Linked DNA regions of Homo sapiens: region 1 is linked to region 2. Evidence: read pairs that join two places in POLR2A ChIA-PET (ENCODE). Cell type or tissue: HepG2. All regions are shown on one strand. Links, peaks and the distances in the headings refer to the core of each region. The heading gives the core; the rest is flanking DNA. Region 1 holds the start of LOC124904000 (a long non-coding RNA gene). Region 2 overlaps RAPGEFL1 (Rap guanine nucleotide exchange factor like 1).

Region 1 (6,173 bases), core at 2,174-6,173, 190 kb before region 2:
TCTCCGGGAAGAAAACCCCCAGCCCTGCTGCTTCCTCTCTCAGGCGGCCGTTCCTGTCTCCCCTGGCTCCCTCCCCAACAGTGCACTGGCCAGCCCCTTCCCTCCAGTGTTCTCTCTGCTCCTTCTCACCACCTGGGCCTCAGCAGAGCACTCTGAGAGCTTCTCTGTCGATAGTAAAACCCTCATTCTCTCCTTGAGTGACCTTGTTTGCTTTCCCAGCTTCAGCGCTCGCCTGCATGATGCTCTTCAGCCTGTACATTACTAACTCCGTTACTCTGCTGGCACTGCCACCGCAAGGTCCCACAGACTTGGCGGCTTAAACAACCGAAATTGATTTCATCACAATTCTGGAGGCTCTAAGTCCAACAGCAAAGTGTGACACGATTGGTTTCTTCTGAGGGCCTCTCTCGTCTGCTTGTCGATGGCCGTCTCCTGGTGTTTTCACATGGTCTTCCCTCTGTGCGTGTCTGTGTCCTGCTTTTGTCTTAGAAGGACAATAGTCATGTAGGATTAGGGTCCACCCATATGACCTCACTTTACCATAATTACCTCTTTAAAGGCCCTGTGTCCAAATAGAGTCCCATTCTGAGGTACTGGGGTTTAGGTCTCTAACATGAACTTGAGGGGGATGCAGTTTAGCCCATAACACTAACTCTGACCCCTCTCACGAGCATCAGGCCTGCAGATCCAGCTCCCCCTCCCACTCCCCATGTCTCTCTCTACAGCGTGTCCCAAAGAGATCCCTCCTGGCCCCCTTACCATTCCTTCCTCCTGCTTTCCCGATCCAGATCAGGGCCTTGGGATCATCTCTGACTCTCCCCCATCCTCCTTCCCATCACTTGGTCGTCTGTTGAATTGTCTGCACATCTTCTGTGTTTGCCTGTTCCTTCATATTGCCAGTGCCATGGTTTGAGCCACTAACATTCCCAGACACTTCTGCCTGGTCATCTTCCTCTCCAGCAGCCCAGCTTACATTCACTTGCCTTACTAAGCAGAGCTCCAGCTCTGTCCTTCCCTTGCCTGGGAAGCTTCCATTGCTCCCCACTGCTGTAGGGTATCATAACGGTCTTGTGAGGTAGACAGGCTAGGTATTGTTATTGTTATTTGGTAGTTTTAGAGATGAGGAACTAAGGACCCAGTTGCTCAGTGTTTCCTAGCTAGTGAATAGAGACTAGACACCAAGTGTTCTACGTGCAGACTTTATACTGCTCAGCCTGGCACACAAAATGGCAATGGCATAGTCCCCAGACTGCGGTCCCAACTGTCTCTTTCCTAACAGCTCCCCAGGCACCCACACTTTTCTGCCTCTTTTTCAATCTGTACCCTTGACCCTCCTCCTTTTTCTGCTTTGTCAGACTCCTTAAGGCACTTCATAAATTAACCATTTCCAGGGATTTCCCCTCACACATGAGTTATTCCAGTGGACAGGGCAGCCTCATGGGTGCCTGTGGAGGGTGAAGGGTCTGCCTGGCCGTAGGTGTGATCACACACTCCCGTTGTAACCCCTGTCTCCTGTGACACTTGCTGCCCCACGATTTAGCTGCTTTGTGTTCCGTGCCTCCTGTTTGCTGGTGAACTCCTGAGTTGGGGGGCGTCATTCCCTCCACTGTAGTTCTTCCGCGATGCTGACTCCACCCACGGTCAGCACCACTCGGAAATACTTCACAGTCCTGTAGAGGAAGACAGGTCCAGGTTTCCAGTTACCCTTCTATGTCTGGATACTCTGCTCATTCACTGAAGCCAGGCCCCTTCCTGCACTTATGCCTCTACCCAGATAATGAGTTCTACCCACTGATGACCTCCTCTCCTCTAGTAACAGTCCGCCTCCCTAATGAGCATCTCTGGCTGACACACGTTCCGTTCTCCAGGCCTGTGAGCCCTGGTCCCTCGCTGTTGCTGAGCCACAGCACCCGCCCTTCTGGCCTCACTTTAGAGCACTGTCATTTCAGAGCAGACTACGCGCGGGGTGGCCAGGTGAAATGCAGCTGACGGCTCTGCGACCAAATGTGACCAAAGGGCCACATTCCCAGCACCCGGCTCCAAAGGCAGAGCTTGGATTCTATGCCCAGCACAGGTTTTCAGGGCTTCCTCCTCTCTCTGGGCCTAAACAGTGATCCCTTTCCCTGTTTCCCACTACATCTGGCAGAATTTAGGCCACATTTCATTTTCTTCTTCCGCCCATGGGGCTCCCTGCCCACTGTGTTCCCCTGTCACTCTGTCCAGGTGCACAAGCTTCTCATCGTGGTGGAGCTGTTGCTGGGGGAGATCCCTGACCGGCTGCAGTTCCGCCAGCCCTCCCTCAAGCGCTCACTCATGCCCTATTTCCTTCTGACTCAAGGTAAGGCTGGCTTCCCCACCCCAGAGCCCACTAGGCCCCCTTCAGTGGGGCCTCTTACATGCCTGTGCCTATTTGCATCATCCAATCTACTCCTGTTCTGCCTGCAGCTGTCAGGACAGGAAACCTAGCCAAGTTCAACCAGGTCCTGGATCAGTTTGGGGAGAAGTTTCAAGCAGATGGGACCTACACCCTAATTATCCGGCTGCGGCACAACGTGATTAAGACAGGTGTGGATCAGGATCTGAGGGGCTGTTGGAGGAGCAGAAGCCAGGCCAGGGCAAACCTAGTGGGTATCCTTGGGCAAGTGAAGGGTCTGTGTCCACTCTGCCCACCCCATCGCTCCTTCCTCTCCCAGGTGTACGCATGATCAGCCTCTCCTATTCCCGAATCTCCTTGGCTGACATCGCCCAGAAGCTGCAGTTGGATAGCCCCGAAGATGCAGAGTTCATTGTTGCCAAGGTGGGGCTGGTTCAGGAACCACAGTGACCAGGTTGTCACTTTCCTGCCAATCTCAGGAGGCAGGAGTGGGAGGAGTTTGGCCAAGGAGGGGAATAGGTAAAGCAATGGCATAGTCATTTCAGGGCGTGCCCGTCATTTGCAGTGAAGCCAAGAAGTTGCCAGAGAGAGCATGGATGTGCATGTGAGTGTGTGAGTGTAGGTGTGTGCACATGTTGAGTTTATGATAGTGCCTGTGAGTGTGAGAATATAAGGAGGGCAGAGGAATGGGATGGAACAAGATGTTCTCTGACTTAGAAGATGGGCGTGCTGGGCCAGGCGCAGTGGCTCATGCCTGTAATCCCAGCACTTTGGGAGGCTGACATGGGCAGATCACCTGAGGTCAGGAGTTTGAGACAAGCCTGGCCAACTTGGCGAAACCCCATCTCTACTGAAAATACAAAAATTAGCCAGGCCTGGTGGCAGGTTCCTGTAATCCCAGCTACTTGGGAGGCTGAGGCAGGAGAATCGCTTGAACCCGGGAGGTAAAGGTTGCAGTGAGCTGAGATCGCACCACCGCACTCTCCTGCCTGGGTGACAGAGCGAGACTCCATCTCAAAAAAAAAAAAAAAGAAGAAGCTGGGTGTGCTGGTGAACTTTCCTCTTTGGGGGCCTGCAGGCCATCCGGGATGGTGTCATTGAGGCCAGCATCAACCACGAGAAGGGCTATGTCCAATCCAAGGAGATGATTGACATCTATTCCACCCGAGAGCCCCAGCTAGCCTTCCACCAGCGCATCTCCTTCTGCCTAGATATCCACAACATGTCTGTCAAGGTGAGAAGCCCGTGGCTGCAGAGTCACGCCTGGCAGCAGCACACCCCTCCCTCCACACTCATGGATTCCTCAGAGAAGACTGGCTTAATTTGTGGCCCACGTCCCAGCCAATCTCTGTAAAATCACTGAGCTGCAGCACAGGGGGCCCAGAATGGGGAGGGGACTTGGCCATAGTTCCATAGCCAGTTGCCCTCTCCTATTGCGTTTAAGGGATGATGTGGTCACCAGGGAGGACCAGGCAGGGATTCAGAGGGCGGGGTTCTACATTTGGTTCCAAATTTGAGGCATTTAACTTCTCAAAGCTCTGTTTCTCCATCTCTGAAGCTGATAGGGAGGTGTTACCTGTCTTGCTTGCTTCACAGGGTTGGTAAGATTAAAAGAAGTCCCTGTATTGAGGCACTTAGCGAAGTCTAAATTGTAAAAAAGATGGCGCTGGTATCTAGCTCCACAAAAGGGTGAGCCCTTATCCTCAGTTAAGCACTGAGTTTGGCGCTGTTACTATTTGCTTGCCATGTTTTTTTCTGGTCTCCTCCGAGGAAACTAGGATATTGCTGCCTTGCTTAAAATCTGGCTAAGCCCTACTCCACGTGACATGCAAGGCCCTTTGTGACCTGGTCCCTTAGGTCAAGCCTCCCCTCCCACTCCTGCCCCACCACCCAGCAGCCAGCCCACTGGGTGCAGGCCAGGCCCCTCCCACATGGAATCCTCCACCGGGAAGGCCTCTCCCCGTTGCCACATCCACTGTGTTCCTCCTTTTCCTCCTCCCTGCCCAGTCAAGAGAGTTGGTCGTTTATTCCTCTTTTTTCAGCATTTCCCACAGGGCACTGTAATAATTCCTTTGATGCCTAGCCCCCCACTAGACTAACTGGAGAGGGGCCCGCCGCTTCCTGCCTGGTGTCTAGCTCACAGAGGGGACGCAGGGAGTGCAGGTTGCGTGAGTGCCTCACCTGCTTCCTTCCCTCGCTCATCTCCTCTCTTTGCTGTGCCCCAGGCCATGAGGTTTCCTCCCAAATCGTACAACAAGGACTTGGAGTCTGCAGAGGTAAGCTCTCTGCTTTCTGGGTGAGACCGAAAGGTCAAACTTCCACACAGAAGGGGAGTCGGGCGAGTGTCTGGAAGGGCTGAGCTGCTCTGAAGCTTTGGCCTCACTTGCCTCTCTCCCCAGGAACGGCGTGAGCGAGAACAGCAGGACTTGGAGTTTGCCAAGGAGATGGCAGAAGATGATGATGACAGCTTCCCTTGAGCTGGGGGGCTGGGGAGGGGTAGGGGGAATGGGGACAGGCTCTTTCCCCCTTGGGGGTCCCCTGCCCAGGGCACTGTCCCCATTTTCCCACACACAGCTCATATGCTGCATTCGTGCAGGGGGTGGGGGTGCTGGGAGCCAGCCACCCTGACCTCCCCCAGGGCTCCTCCCCAGCCGGTGACTTACTGTACAGCAGGCAGGAGGGTGGGCAGGCAACCTCCCCGGGCAGGGTCCTGGCCAGCAGTGTGGGAGCAGGAGGGGAAGGATAGTTCTGTGTACTCCTTTAGGGAGTGGGGGACTAGAACTGGGATGTCTTGGCTTGTATGTTTTTTGAAGCTTCGATTATGATTTTTAAACAATAAAAAGTTCTCCACAGTGCTTTGTGCATCAGTTACTATACTTCACTGCAGTATTGGCAGGCTCAGATTTTGGGTTTTTTGGCCTTAGAGTACTAGCCCCAGGTGTGTAATCTGAGGGCGATGGGTCTGCAGATGGGGAGGTGCCCAGGGGAGGATGAAGGGACCCTGACCTGGGGTCGGGGGCCTAGGTTTACTCTCTTTTCGTACTTGTGTGGCTTTGGTAAGGTCTTGTTAGGAAAGGTGTACCATGTGTCCATCACCAGCTGCAGACCTTCATCTCCCAATACACCTCATGGTGCTTCACGGTTATTGCAGTTTTTACAAATTGAAGGTTTGGCCAGGCATGGTGGCTCATGCCTGTAATCCCAACACTTTGGGAGGCTAAGGTGGGCGGATCACTAAAGGTCAGGAGTTTGAGACCAGCCTGGCCAACATGGCAAAACCCCGTCTCTACTAAAAATAAAAAAATCAGCTGGGCATGGAGGCAGGCGCCTGTAATCCCAGCTACTTGGGAGGCTGAAGCAGGAGAATTGCTTGAACCCGGGAGGTGGAGCATGCAGTGAGCCAAGATCTCGCCACTGCACTCCAGCCTGGGCAACAGAGTGAGACTGTGTCTCAAAAGAAAAAGAAAAGGACAAATTGAAGGTTTCTGGCAACACTGCATCAAGCAAATCTGTCGGTGCCATTTTCCCAACAGCATGTGCTCACTTAGCGTCTCTGGGTCACATTTTGGTAAATCCTCTCGATATCTCAAACTTTTTCATTATATCTGTTATGGTGATGTGTGATCGGTGATCTTTGATGTTACTATTGTCATTGTTGGGGCACCACAAATTGCACCCATATAGGATGGTGAACTTAGCCGGGCACGGTGGCTCGCGCTTGTAATCCCAGCACTTTGGCAGGCCGAGGCAGGTGGATCACCTGAGGTCAGGAGTTCAGGACCAGCTTGGACAACATGGG
Region 2 (6,320 bases), core at 961-4,960:
AGGCGTGAGCCACTGCGCCCAGCCAAGGTGTTATTATTCTACTAAGGGCACCTCTATCCCCACTGAATTATTGCTCTAAAACATCTGGTTGCCCAGTGAGTTATGATGGGGTCTGATGTAAACATCAGGCCATGGTTGTGCTTCAGTAGGGTCCGCTAGAGAGGAGCCACTGGATGGGCTATTCATAGGGTCTCATGTAAGCATGGGCCTCTCACAGAGTTATTTTAGGACCTAATTGTAAATGTCAGACCACTGAGTAGAATGTTACAGGCTCCCAGCCAGGCACGGTGGCATATGACTTTAATCACAGCACTTTGGGAGGCTGGGGCGGGTGGATCACTTGAGGGCAGGAGTTCGAGATCAGCCTGGCCAACAAGGTGAAACTCCGTCTCTACTAAAACACAAAAAATTAGCCGGGTTTGGTGGCAGGCACCTGTAATCTCAGCTACTCAGGAACCTGAGGCAGGAGAATCGCTTGAACCCAGGAGGCAGAGGTTGCAGTGAGCTGAGATCATGCCATTGCACTCCAGCCTGGGCAACAGAGTGAGACTCCCTCTCAAATAAATAAATAAATAAATAAATAAAAGTAACAAGCTGTCTTAGAAACATCAGGCCTTCCAGTGAGGTATAGTCAGGTTTGTGGTAAACACCATTGGCATTTATTAGGCGCACTGTGAGCTCCAGGCCCTGGGCTGGTCAGAGGTTGGATGGGTCTGGGCAGGGTATCCTCAAGTGAAAATCTAACCTGTCTAACCTGCAGGAGCTGGATGTGGTCAAGTGGTCATCGCTACCTACTCTAAGCAAAAGCCTGGGCTGGGGCATGAGGAGGTCTTGGCTTCAGGACCACCGAAACTCCTTTCTCTCTGGCCCCAAATCTAGAGAATACTTGGGGGCAATTTAGCCTCCCATCTTTCTTTTCTTTTCTTTTCTTTTTTTTTTTTTTTTTTGAGATGGAGTTTTGCTCTTATTGCCCAGGCTGGAGTGCAATGGCCTGACCTCGGCTCACTGCAACCTCCGCCTCCCGGGTTCAAGTGATTATCTTGCCTCAGCCTCCCGAGTAGCTGGGATTACAGGTGTACGCCACCACTCCCAGCTAATTTTTTGTATTTTTAGTAGAGATGAGGTTTCACCATGTTGACCAGGATGGTCTCAAATTCCTGACCTTAAGTGATCCACCTGCCTCAGCCTTGCAAAGGGCTGGGATTACAGGTGTGAGCCACCGCGCCTGGCCTTTTTTTTTTTTGCCTTTTTTTTTTTTTTTTTTTTTTTTTTGAGACAGAGTCATTCTCTGTCGCCCAGGCTGGAGTGCAATGGTGCGACTTTGGCTCACTGCAACCTCTGCCTCCCAGGTTCAAACGATTCTTGTGCCTCAGCCTCCAGAGTAGCTGGGATTACAGGTGCACACCACCATGCCCGTCTAATTTTTGTATTTTTAGTAGAGTCTTCGTTTCACCATGTTGGCCAGACTGGTCTCGAACTCCTGACCTCAGGTGATCCGCCCGCCTCAGCTTCCCAAACTGCTGGGATTATAGGCGTGAGCCACTGCGCCCAGCCTAGCCTCCCATCTTTCTTCTCAATTCCTCAGGTCTGCTTGCGTAGGGATTTTTCTTAACTTAAGGGTCAGCTTTGTTCGGGCAGGAGGCATGGAGGGCCCTGAAGGGCTGGGCCGGAAGCAAGCCTGTCTAGCCATGCTTCTCCATTTCTTGGACACCTACCAGGGGCTGCTTCAAGAGGAAGAGGGGGCCGGCCACATCATCAAGGTGGGCCTGGGGGAAGAGAAGGTGGGTAAACAGGCTATTAGCTCTGGAAGGGGGCCCCTGTGAAGGAGCCATACTTCTCATTCTGGGTACCTGGAAGGAAGAGATGCCAGGGGGCCTTAGCTTATATGGCTCTCCTGTGCTTAAAGGTATGGAGACCTTGCCCGGCCCCTGCAGAGAGTAGCCCTTGGAATGAGACCCCTTCCTTCACCTTCTTTGTCCTCCTCTCTCCAGGATCTATACCTGCTAATTATGAAGGACGAGTCCCTTTACCAGGGCCTCCGAGAGGACACTCTGAGGCTGCACCAGCTGGTGGAGACGGTGGAACTAAAGTGAGGGGGAGTGGGGCAGGGGCGGGAACAGGAAAGTGGTCCCCTGCGTTCCTCTACTACAGGGGCTGCCTCTGGCCTATTGGCTGCAATATGGATTTGCTTGTTTGTTTGTTTGTTTTGAGACAGAGTCTCACTTTGTCGCCTAGGCTGGAGAGCAGTGGTGCGATCTCGGCTCACAGCAACCTCCACCTCTTGGGTTGAAGTGATTCTCATGCCTCAGCCTCCTGAGTAGCTGGGATTACAGGGGTGCACCATGCCCAGCTAATTTTTGTACTTTTAGTAGAGATGGGTTTCACCATGTTGGCCAGGCTGTTCTTGAACTCCTGGCCTCAAGTGATCTGCCTGCCTCAGCCTCCCAAAGTGCTGGGATTACAGGTGTGAGCCACTGTGTCTGGCTTCCAATATGGTTTTATTTCAGCTCCTTTCTCTCACTGAAGGGTGGCACAAAGCACTGTCTCCAGTCACTTTTTTGTCCATTCTCCCATTCATTTGTCTGATAATCCAGTGGTGTACTGGTAAATATTTAACAACCAGTGCTGCAGGAGAAAGAGCCCTGATTTGTAGCTTTTGCTGATTCCTACAGTGTAAACTCTGTCACCATGGCTGATTTCAAGCTACCAATGTGACAACACTGAAAGAGGAGTTGGGAAGAGACATGCAGCACAGGCTGTTATGTAGTATCTCCACCATACAGTAGATGTAGTAAAAGGTAGTAAAATGGCTGGGCAAGGTGGCTTATGCCTGTAATCCCAGCACTTTGGGAGGTCAAGATGGGTGGAGCACTTAAGGTCAGGAGTTCAAGACCAGCCTGGCTAACATTGTGAAACCCTGTCTCCACTACAAAAAAAAAAAAAAAAAAAAAGGCTGTGTGCCAAGGCAGGCAGATCATGAGGTCAGGAGTTTGAGAGCAGCCCGGCCAATATGGTGAAACCCTGTCTCTACTAAAAATACAAAAATTAGCTGGGCGTGGTAGGGCGCTCCTGTAGTCCCAGCTACTTGGGAGGGTGAGGCAGAAGAATTGCTTGAATCCAGGAGGTGGAGGTTGCAGTGAGCTGAGATCATGCCACTGCACTCCAGCCTGGGCGACAGAGTGAGATTCTGTCTCAAAAAAAAAAAAAAAAAAAAGAAAAGAAAAATTAGCTGGGGGTGGTGGTACGTGCCTGTAGTCCCAGCTACTCAGGAGGCTGAGGCAGGAGAATTGCTTGAACCCAGGAGATGGAGGTTGCAGTGAGCTGAAATCACCTTACTGCACTACAGCCTGGGTGACAGAGCGAGACTCCGTCTCTAAAGAAAAAAAAAAAGGCCGGGTGCGGTGGCTCACGCCTGTAATCCCAGCACTTTGGGAGGCTGAGGCAGGCAGATCATGAGAGGCAGATCATGAGATCAGGAGTTCGAGACCAGCCTGACCAACATGGTGAAACCCCATCTCTACTAAAAATACAAAAATTAGCCAGGCATGGTGGCACATGCCTGTAATCCCAGCTACTCAAGAGGCTGAGGCAGGAGAATGTCTTGAATCCAGGAGGCAGAGGTTGTAGTGAGCCAAGATTGCATCACTGCATTCCAGCCTGGGTGACAGAGTGGACTCCGTCTCAAAAAAAAAAAAAAGGCCGGGCGCGGTGGCTCACGCCTGTAATCCCAGCACTTTGGGAGGCCGAGGCGGGTGGATCATGAGGTCAGGAGATCGAGACCATCCTGGCTAACAAGGTGAAACCCCGTCTCTACTAAAAATACAAAAAATTAGCCGGGCGCGGTGGCGGGCGCCTGCAGTCCCAGCTACTCGGGAGGCTGAGGCAGGAGAATGGCGTGAACCCGGGAAGCGGAGTTTGCAGTGAGCCGAGATTGCGCCACTGCAGTCCGCAGTCCGGCCTGGGCGACAGAGCGAGACTCCGTCTCAAAAAAAAAAAAAAAAAAAAAAAAAAAAAAAAAAAGAGGTGGGCTGGGTGTGGTGGCTCATGCCTGTAATCCCAGCACTTTGGGAGGCCGAGGCAGGCAGAATGAGGTCAAGAGATCGAGACCATCCTGGCCAACACGGTGAAACCCTGTCTGTACTAAAAATACAAAAATTAGCCGGGCGTGGTGGTACACACCTGTAATCCCAGCTACACGGGAGGCTGAGGCAGGAGAATTGCTTGAATCCAGGAGGTGGAGGTTACAGTGAGCCGAGATTGCAGCACTGCACGCCAGCCTGACAACAGAGCAAGACTCTGTCTCAAAAAAAAAAAAAAAAAAGTAGTGAAAACAGGAAGGAAACTGTTTTTTTGGTAACAACTTATTTGATTATAAATTTTATGTATTATTTATTAATTTGTATTATTATTTTTTAATAGAGACGGTTTCATTATGTTGTCCAGGCTGGGCTCCAGCAATCCTCCCACCTTGGCCTCCCAGAGTGTTGGGATTCTAGGTGTAAGCCACCACACCTGGCCTGACTATAAGTTTATAAAACATATATATTTATATATGGAGATATATTTGTTTATTTATATTTTAATGGCTCTTTAAAAAACAGTTGGTAAAATTCCCCAGAACTTAACAGTATGCTCTTGTGAGCCAGTGTGAACCAGCTTCAGGACACCACTGTATCCATCCATCCATGAATCCATTCTGCCCTTTTAGTTTCTCTCTTCTCTTGTCCCCACCACCACAACCCTTAGGGAGGCCTCAGCTTGTGGTCTAGCATCCTTCTCTGCCTTCTCTGTGCTGACACTAGAGAGATCTTTCATGCTCCTGTTCCAAAGGCATCCCTGCTCCCCATGCTTCCAAGAGAAAGTGAAACATCCCAGCATTCAATACCCTTCCCTTTCTGCCTTCTGCTGATCCTTCCCATCTCATCTCCTACATCCCCTCCATCCATGACACCTCAACTCCTGCGCTCTCGAACTTCCCATGGTCGGTTATATTGTCCACCCCAGAATGCCCTCCTCCCACCATGTTTTCTTTTTTTTTTGAGACAGAGCCTGGCTCTGTCGCCCAGGCTGGAGTGCAGTGGTGTGATCTCGGCTCACTGCAAGCTCTACCTCCCAGGTTCACACCATTCTCCTGCCTCAGCCTTCTGAGTAGCTGGGACTACAGGCGCCTGCCACCACGCCCGGCTAATTTTTTATATTTTTTTTAGTAGAGACGGGGTTTCATCGTGTTAGCCAGGATGGTCTAGATCTCCTGACCTCGTGATCCGCCCGCCTTGGCCTCCCAAAGTGCTGAGATTACAGGCGTGAGCCACCGCGCCTGGCCTTTTTTTTTTTTTTTTTTTTTTGAGATGGAGTCTTGCTCTGTTGCCAGGCTGGAGTGCATGGCGTGATCTCAACTCACTGCAACCTCCCCCTCCCGGGTTCAAGCGATTCTCCTGCCTCAGCCTCCCAAGTAGCTGGGATTACAGGTGCACGCCACTACGCCTGGCTAATTTTTGTGTTTTTAGTAGAGACGGGGTTTCACCATGTTGGCCAGGCTGGTCTTGAACTCCTGGCCTCAAGTGATCTGCCCACCTCAGCTTCCCAAAGTGCTGGGATTACAGGTGTGAGCCACTGCACCTGGCCTCCACCTCCTTCTCTTCCTGCTTTCCTCCAAGGCCCAGGTCAAATGCCATCTTCTCAATGAAAACTTCCCAGATCTTCCTTTTAGGAATAGCTTTCTTCTTCCCCCACACCAGCATAACTCTCCTGGTACCTTTGTTATATTATCAACACCTCCTGCCTGGTATTAGAAGTAGCTGTATGCCTGTCTATCTCCTTCCTAGACTGTGAAGTTCTTTTCAGCAAAATTCAGCAAACAGCTGCTGACCTACTACCTACCATGTGTCAAGCAGTGTGTTAGGCCCTGGTGGATGAAAAGATACTCAGTAAGAACCAAATCCCAGTCCTCAAGAGCTCTCAATCTCATAGAAGAGATAAGAGGTGAACATAAACATTATCCCAATGTTCTATAGTAGTTGAGAGAAGAAAGTGACCTTCCTGGTGGGTGGGGTGGATCAGAGAAGAATTCATGGAAGAGGTGGCATTTGATTAGGGTTACTTGGATAATTATCCCATACTGCTCATTGTCCTCTCTTCTGACCCCCTTAACCACCTGAAATTGCTGCTGGTGCATCCTTGACCCAATTCTGATATTCTTGCTTGATGTTGCCTGCTTGGTGTTGGTTGTCCATATGCCTGGCAGGGCGTGCTGATGCCCAGCTGTGTCCATGCCAGGATTCCAGAGGAGAACCAGCCACCCAGCAAGCAGGTGAAGCCAC

What was found. ChIA-PET counts read pairs that join two places held together with the same protein. Peaks named below come from ENCODE experiments on the same cell type or tissue, not always from the same donor. Only the 100,000 strongest peaks of a DNase experiment are listed, where the experiment ranks them.
Region 1: POLR2A ChIA-PET joins it to region 2 with 6 read pairs; 6 of 35 experiments call an interaction of 5 or more read pairs at or near these places.

What each region holds. Positions count from the first base shown.
Region 1 is chr17:39,992,731-39,998,903 of GRCh38, forward strand. PSMD3 (proteasome 26S subunit, non-ATPase 3) reads left to right here. Exons shown (of 12, transcript NM_002809.4): 7 at 2,224-2,338; 8 at 2,446-2,565; 9 at 2,694-2,797; 10 at 3,453-3,608; 11 at 4,600-4,650; 12 at 4,774-5,229. The coding sequence ends at 4,851. It overlaps LOC124904000 (a long non-coding RNA gene), which reads right to left and starts at 2,217. Exons shown (of 3, transcript XR_007065751.1): 1 at 1-2,217. In HepG2, for the core only: no CTCF peak of the experiment used is centred there; no DNase peak of the experiment used is centred there.
Region 2 is chr17:40,182,590-40,188,909 of GRCh38, forward strand. It overlaps RAPGEFL1 (Rap guanine nucleotide exchange factor like 1), which reads left to right. Exons shown (of 15, transcript NM_016339.6): 3 at 1,625-1,760; 4 at 1,992-2,089; 5 at 6,277-6,320. Among named protein-coding and RNA genes, the nearest start is that of MIR6867, 7.8 kb to the right of the region's middle. In HepG2, for the core only: no CTCF peak of the experiment used is centred there; a DNase peak (open chromatin) is centred at 2,742.